Regions from separate parts of the Homo sapiens genome. Here region 2 is linked to region 1. Evidence: chromatin contacts called from ENCODE Hi-C or POLR2A ChIA-PET data. All regions are on one chromosome and are shown on one strand. The core of a region is the stretch at or near the end of the contact, and the rest is flanking DNA. Distances in the headings are between cores, read along the strand shown.

The links. A loop is a pair of places that touch in the nucleus more often than their neighbours do. ChIA-PET counts read pairs that join two places held with the same protein, here RNA polymerase II (POLR2A). Pooled maps may share reads with other maps.
Region 2: a loop to region 1 is called in a pooled map, with 7 times the contacts of the local background. The contact joins the promoter of ZNF740 here to the enhancer-like site in region 1. A Hi-C loop is called at or near these places in 1 of 50 pooled maps. POLR2A ChIA-PET finds 5 or more read pairs at or near these places in 2 of 52 experiments (B cell and T-cell).

What each region holds. Positions count from the first base shown.
Region 1 is chr12:50,530,881-50,534,598 of GRCh38, forward strand. All of the region lies in intron 1 of DIP2B (disco interacting protein 2 homolog B), which reads left to right. Among named protein-coding and RNA genes, the nearest start is that of DIP2B, 28 kb to the left of the region's middle. RefSeq lists an enhancer at 2,062-2,131. Within about 2 kb of position 2,076, at least 19 of the 41 ENCODE cell types and tissues checked have a DNase peak (open chromatin) inside an H3K27ac peak, as active enhancers do; they include B cell, where a contact is called at or near this core.
Region 2 is chr12:53,178,919-53,182,525 of GRCh38, forward strand. It overlaps ZNF740 (zinc finger protein 740), which reads left to right and starts at 1,804. Exons shown (of 7, transcript NM_001004304.4): 1 at 1,804-1,919; 2 at 2,759-3,074. The coding sequence starts at 3,066. It overlaps CSAD (cysteine sulfinic acid decarboxylase), which reads right to left and starts at 2,007. Exons shown (of 17, transcript NM_001244705.2): 1 at 1,814-2,007; 2 at 184-224. RefSeq lists an enhancer at 1,273-1,831 and silencers at 1,494-1,583, 1,874-2,173, 2,527-2,821.

The DNA of each region.
Region 1 (3,718 bases), core at 826-3,325:
AATTTGAGAGGTTTTGGGGACATGCAAATGGAGATCTGTAGCAGCAGTTGGGTGTGTGGATTTGGAGTTCTGTAGAAAGGCCTGTCCTGAAGATATACATTCAGTATTCCTTAGCATGTATCGCTGATAGTGGAAGCAGTGGGCATGATTGAGATTGTCCAAGGAGAGCATATTATATATGTTGAGATGGAGTCTCGCTCTGTCGCCCAGGCTGGAGTGCGGTGGCGCAATCTCAGCTCACTACAAGTTCTGACTTCTGGGTTCACGCCATTCTCCTGCCTCAGCCTCCCGAGTAGCTGGGACTACAGATGCCTGTCACCACGCCTGGCTAATTTTTTTTTGTATTTTTAGTAGAGATGGGGTTTCACCATGTTAGCCAGGATGGTCTCGATCTCCTGACCTTGTGATCCGCCCACCTCGGCCTCCCAGAGTGCTGGGATTATAGGTGTGAGCCGCTGCACCCAGCCAAGGAGAGCATATTGAGTGAGCAGAGGCTAAACACAGAACTGGAAAGCACCACCATTTAAGGGGGAAGCTGAAAAAAAGAACCTGGAAAAGAGGTCAGAGGGGTATGAGTGACCAGAGGGAGAAGAGCAAAACAACAAGGAGTATTAAGTGTCTCTTGTTGCATAGAGTTTGAGACTAGGACTGAGAAAATGCAATTGAGATTACAAGCAGAGGTCATTGGTGGTGACCTTTGCCTAAGCTGTTTTAGTAGGGTTTAGGGACAGGGTTGGGGCAAGGAAGGGGCACTGCAGCCTGTTGAAAGTGGATAAGGAATGCAAAGCAGAGAGGAAGTGGAAGTAGAGGCAGGCGGGGTACCCTGCTGTTTCAAGCCTGGCCGTGTGAGGTGGAGAGAAAGGAAGTAGCTAGGATATATACACATTCATCTGTTCTTTGTCTCTCTCCTCACTAGAAAATAAGTTGCCTGAGGGCAGGAACTTAGTTTTATTCACTGCTTTATCTCCAGAGTAAAAAATTGCTCCTGGCCTGTAGTAGGCACTCAACAAATATTTGATGGCCAAACAAATGAATTATGTTAAGAAGGTAGAGACTTGAGTGTGTTCATTTGTTGGTGGAGGGGTAAGAGGTCTTGGGGAGGAGGAATTGAAAGTCTAGAGTAGAAAGATGTGATGGAACGAGGTCTCCCTGAGTCAGCAAAGCTTGAGACCCTAAGTGCTGCTGGAGTGATCATTCAGGATGCCAGGAATGACTCCTTTTCTGCTGAAACAGAAGGGAAGAAGGAAAGGATGGGAGCAGAGGCAGATACTCATAGGTGATGGATGAGGAAGCTGAGGGAGTTCTTGCCTAGTGGCCTTATGAGTATTCTCTGAGTTAAAAATAAGAGTGTTGGCCGGGTGCGGTGGCTCATGCCTGTAATCCCAGCACTTTGGGAGGCTGAGGCAGGCAGATCATTTAAGGTCAGGAGTTCCAGACCAGTCTGGCCAGCATAGTGAAACCGCGTGTCTACTAAAAATACAAAAATTAGCCAGGTGTGGTGGCATGCGCCTGTAATCCCAGCTACTTGGGAGTCTGAGGTGGGAGGATCGCTTGAATCTGGGAGGTGAAGGCTGCAGTGAGCCAGATCGCACCACAGCACTCCAGCCTGGGCGACAGAGCCAGATTCTGTCTCAAAAAACAAAAAACAAATAAAAATAAGAGTGTAATATATGTATCCTTGGAACATGCATTGTGAAGACATACAAAAAAACCCACCAGCATTTAAGCAGCTGTGCTTCTGTGGAAAGTCACTGTGGTCAGTGACATGAAAGGTAGGTGAGGTGAGGATGTGCCAGAGAAGATGAGTAAGAGTAGGTGAGACAAGAGGTCTCTAGTCTCAGCTGGGAATGTAGGGTGTGGTTTGACCTGAGAGAAGGGAGTGTGGGTAACCCCCTTTCCTCTAGAAGGAGCAGGGCGCTGTCCTTGGGCTCTCAGGGAAGTGGGGGAAGAAAGGGCAGTGTATAAGTCTTACTCTTTCCTGTGTGAGAAAAAACGCAGAGAAACTTAAGCCTTGAGTGAATTAGAGTAACTCTTTGTTAGTGACTCCTCTGGCCCTCACCGGGCTGGTTTTTCAGTGATCTATTTCTGATTCATTTGACAGGAAACTGCTTTCCCAACTTTTACAAGCTGTTATCTAAAATGGTTTGTGTGCTTAACAGCAAAGGTAGTAGTGAGAAGGAGGATGTGACAGAGTCACAGTGAGTCATAAAGAACAAGACATGACCATATTTGTTTACCTCATCAGGTTTTACATAGAATTAATTTAAAGAATATTAAAGTGTCCATTTTGTTTTAATTAGCAGTTGTTTAGTAATAAGTTCTCATGCTTTGGAATTCTCTGTTTTCAGTCTCATCAAATTCAAGACTACATATTTCTCATGACCTTTCTGGAAGGGAGAGGAGAGTAGTAAGGATGAGTCTTGTAGTCTTCTAGTCTTCAGTTGAAATTAAATAACCCAACCAAGATGATTGTTTTTCTTTTGCTGTCAGCCTTATCAGCCATTACTGCAGGTCAACCCCTGACAAGTTGTGTAGGGTGAGGGTAGCGTCGAACTAGAGTTTTGGCTGTTGCTGTTTTGCATTTTGTGTGTGTTTGCATGTGTTCTCTGTAAAGTGAGCAGAGGATCCTTCAGAAAGGGAGCAGATTCCAAGGGTAAGAAGGGATTTCACCTACAGGAAGTTGTGGATTCTAACCATTTTTTAACTGCCCTATCAAGGAAGACAACTTTTTTCCTTTTTTTTTTTTGAGACAGGATCTTGCTCTGTTGCCTAGGCTGGAGTGCCGTGGTGTGATCACAGCTCACTGCAACCTCTACCTCTTGGGCTCAAGCAATCCTCCCGCCTCAGCCTCCCAAGTGGGCACCATGCTGGCTAATTTTTAAATTTTTTTAGACAGAGATTCTCACTACTTTGCCTAGGCTGGTCTTGAACTCCTGGGCTCAAGTGATCTGCCTGCCTTTCAGCCACCCAAAGTGCTGGGATTATAGGAGTGAGCCACTGAGCCGGGCCTAACTTTATATTATAAAAAGTACCTGTTACTTTTTGGAGATGGGAGAAACTTTTTTCCCCCCTGTGACAGAAGGTGAAATCAGAGATTTGAGGTATGATAGTTGGAACTTGGTATTATCATAATTAGAATTCATCAATACTTAGAATTCATTTTTTTCTAAGCCATCTCCTTACTCTAACTCATTCCCCATGATTCTAAATTTTTTAGTCATTAGTCAACTAGTTAGAACTCCAATTAGGCATGTATTCTGGGGAATAAAATATGACTTTATCAGCATTTTGGGGAACTCAGGGACAAGAGATTCATCTGGTCAAGTTGGCATCAACAGGCTGAGGACTCATTTCTCATTTTCATGGAGAACCAAGTTTTAGCCAAATCCTTATTTTCTGGGAATTTATATTATGTATGTGTGTCTAAAAAAACACTTTCAAGACTTTTGAAACCCAATGACTGGACTCTTTTTACACATTCTCATTTCATTTTTTTTTTTTTTTTTTTTTGAGACGGAGTCTCACTGTGTCGCCCAGACTGGAGTGTAGTAGCGCAATCTCGGTTCACTGCAACCTCCACCTCCCAGGTTCAAGTGATTCTTCTGCCTCAGCCTCCTGAGTAGCTGGGATTACAGGCATGAGCCACCACGCCCGGCTAATTTTTGTACAGATGGGGTTTCGCCATGTTGGTCAGGCTGGTCTTGAACTCCTGACCTCA
Region 2 (3,607 bases), core at 554-3,053, 2.6 Mb after region 1:
TCTCGCCTCACCACAACTCCCGCCTCCCGGGTTCAAGTGATTCTCCTGACTCAGCCTCTCGAGTAGCTGGGATTACAGGCATGTGCCACCACGCCCGGCTAATTTTGTATTTTTAGAAGAGACGCGGTTTCTCCATGTTGGTCAGGCTGGTCTGGAACTCCCGACCTCAGATGATCCGCCCACCTCGGCTTCCCAACGTGCTGGGATTACAGGTGTGAGCCACCCTGCCCGGAGCAAAAAGATAACTATTTAAGGATGTTCATTATTGTATTGTTTATAAAGCAAAAAAATCTGAAACCTAAATGTTCATCAAGATGGGACAAGGCACACACATAAACTGGAATACTGTGCAACAGTTTTTTAAATGTTAGCTGACTCAGATGTCTAAAATACACTGTATGGCGCATTACAGGTGCTCAATAAATACTGGTTGAAAAGATTTTTGTATGAACACAGAAAAAAGCCTAAAAGCATATATACCAAACTGGTAAGAATGATTCCCTTCAGGAGCATGGGATAAGTAGAGGGGGAGAATAACCATTTTGTGTCTTTTATACTTTTGCGTTGTGTCGATTTGTAAAATAAGTAGGAGCTAATTTTCAAAAAAGATTTAAAAGACTTATTCCTGGTGATGTTTCTTTATCTCTCTCTTTCTCCATTTTGTCTCTATTTTAGAATGATCCTAAAACACAAAAAACGTACTTTCAATGGCCCAAATCATGGAGTGGCTCAGGGAAATGAAATCTGTCTACAAAAAAAAAAAAGTTGAGAATCCTTGTCTTTTTTTCATCATACAGTTTTTTTTTTCTTTTGGTATCACCATTACTTCTCCTAAAGTCACGACATAATATCACCTACAGCAGAAATGAGGACTTCAGTGGAATTGACATCTCCTTCCATCAAGCGCATTTGCAGTCCATCTTTAGCAGGACCTCTCTCTAATGGCTAAGGCTAGGCAGAAGAATTTGAAGACAGTCTGGTTTCCATTTTCCTAATGCAGCCTGGCCCAAGAGCCAGGACTCCCATAAGACTAGTCTACTGTGGGAGTCAGGGTCTTTTCCACGTGTGGAGGCTAGTGTTTGATGCTGGACGGCCTGGAGTAAAGGGCGAAGGGGAGAAGGTAACCAACCAGGCTGGCCTCGGGATTCGCAGAGGAGGGCTGGGGCTTTGACTTCTGCAGGGAGGTGAGCAGTGTGGCCAAGGGCTACTCAAGGAACGCCTCTGCGAGAATTCAGACTGTGGTTGAGCGCACAAAGCAAGAGTGTGCGAAGAAAAGTTAACGCCTCTCCCAGCTGACCCCAAAATCTGCTAATCTGGGCCTGACGGAAAAAATTCGGAGAAGAACCACCTCGGCCGAGTTACGTGAAAAGGCTGGGTACGAACTACTCTGGCTCTACTTGGGGCGCCGGCTCAGAGCGATGGGCAGGACGTCCGCGAGGAAGAAAGAGTGACGATGATTTTTCAAGGAGTCTGAACCAGCTCACCCAGCAAACCCTCCTCCCATCGAGCACCCAGCGTACAATCATCGAAGGGCCGAGGGTCCTGCCCTCAGTCTCGATGGCGGCCGGGGCGCGCCCCGGCCACGGCGCACGCGCCGGCCTCAGCGCTCCCTCCTCCATGCCCTCGGCGCACGGCGCCGCCCACTCACCCAGCTGCACCTCTCCGTGCGTCCCCAAGCTCACCCGCTCTGAGGCTGCCCCCGCTAGTCTAGCTGCCGAGCCCGGAAGTGGATGCAGCCGCTCGGCGGAGAGGACGAGGGGGAGGGGGAAGTGCTTCCGGGGAAACGGGCCGGGGTTGGTGTTTGTAAACTTGCCTCGGTCCCGGTGGGGGCAGCCGCGGCGGTGGGGTTGGCAGGGTGTGCTGGGGCCTGGAGGAGGCGCCGCGCGGCCAGGGAGCCAGCGGGAGGCCGCGCCTGGCAGGTAGGAGCAAGCCCCAAAGACCGCAGCGTCGTCCGTACAGACGGCAGCGCTTCAGTAGCTCGCAAGCCGTGGGGTGCCGCGCGGGAAGGGGGAGGGGAGGGGAGGAGGGGCGCGTGGCGAAGGGAGGGGGATCTCCGGGGGAGGGAGGGGAAAGGCCGTGCGCGCACACCGCCCCCTGCCCGCGCGTCCCGCCGCGTCCCCGGCCCGGGAGAGGGCTCTCGGAGGGGACGCGGGCGCGAGCACGCATCTCGCGCGCTTCTCGGCACTCTCCGGCTCTGCTCCCGGTTGGTGCAGCGGGTGCAGAGGCTGGCTGGCCGGAGCGAGGCGGGCGACACGCCGCGCCGGGCTTCGCCTGCCTGTCCTCCACCTCCGCAGCAAGTTTCCCTACCTTCGGGCGGACGGGGAGAACGCACACGTGTGGGCACTGCCAGTCCCGTTTCTGCCCGCCACCGAAGCACCCAGCGATGGCCCTTGAGCTTTCCTCCACCCTAGTCTTGCCGCCTCTGTAAAGTGCGAGCTTTTCGGGCCGGCCCACTGGGCACAAAAGCCCCAAAGGGTCTCCGCCCCCTTCTTCCATTCCTGAGATGGCAAATCCAAGCAACTTTCCTTTTGGCAGAGTTCCTCCATAGGAGGCCCCAATTACTTTTGCTCCTGTTGGCTTCCACTCCTTGCCCAGGAGACCAGTTCCTCCTATTGACCTAGAAAGAAAACTCTTCTTGACTCATGTCCTCGTTCTGAGCTTCACAGAGAGCGCCCAGCAAAAAAAAAATTCATATCGCACGTTGTAATGGCCTGAAGATGTTGCATTTAGCAGCCCCCCTCTTCCTTTCTGGTTTCAGGTTTCTGAAACAGATCGTGAGCTTCATCAAGAGAATTCAACTGGAAAACCAAGACTGGTAGACTCTCTTTTTCTTCAGACAATAGGCAGGAGCCAGGCAGAGTCCAGGGATTCTTGGAACACCTATCTTTTCTTCGGAGGACACTAAGTTCTATTTGAAGACAAAGTTCAATATGGCAACAGGACTGATGGGACACGAAGGAGTCGCTACCGTGATTTGGTGACAGTTCTTCAAAACGACAGTGTCTCAAGGAAAGGTGGACCTAGGAACTCCTGAACTTTTGGGTTGCCTTAAGTGAGAAATCAGCATGGCTCAGGTAAAAAGCTCTAGAGTCCTCCTCCAAGATAACTGGGAAGCCTGTTTGCAGTTTCACTCTTGAATGCTGCCTTAGTCAACATATTGACCAACCCCAGTGATCCAAGCTCTGTATTAAGCACCAGGGGGAGATCTAGAGGAAGGAAAGGAGACAGGCCACAGCCCCTGCCTTCAGGGAGCTTCCAGTCAAATGAAGGAGGTAGGCTATACTGCATCACAGGCACTGATGGGACATTTGCAAAGCAACGTGTACTCAGTTTACATTTGGTACATTAAGTGCTGAGGGGTGTAAGGGAGTGAATAGTACGGTGAATGCTTCTTTTGTTTTTTTCCAACAGGAATTTATTGAGTTCCTGTTGCATGCAAGGCATTGTGCTGGGAATACAAAGATGAATACGATTGTCCTTGTCCCCAGTGAGCTTCCAGGCTAGTTGGGGTCGGGAGAGGGATGGAAAGCCATTTATTTTTATATTCACAATGCCTTGTATAGTGGCTGGCTAGTAGTAGAGACTCTGAATCTGTTGATTGAGGAAT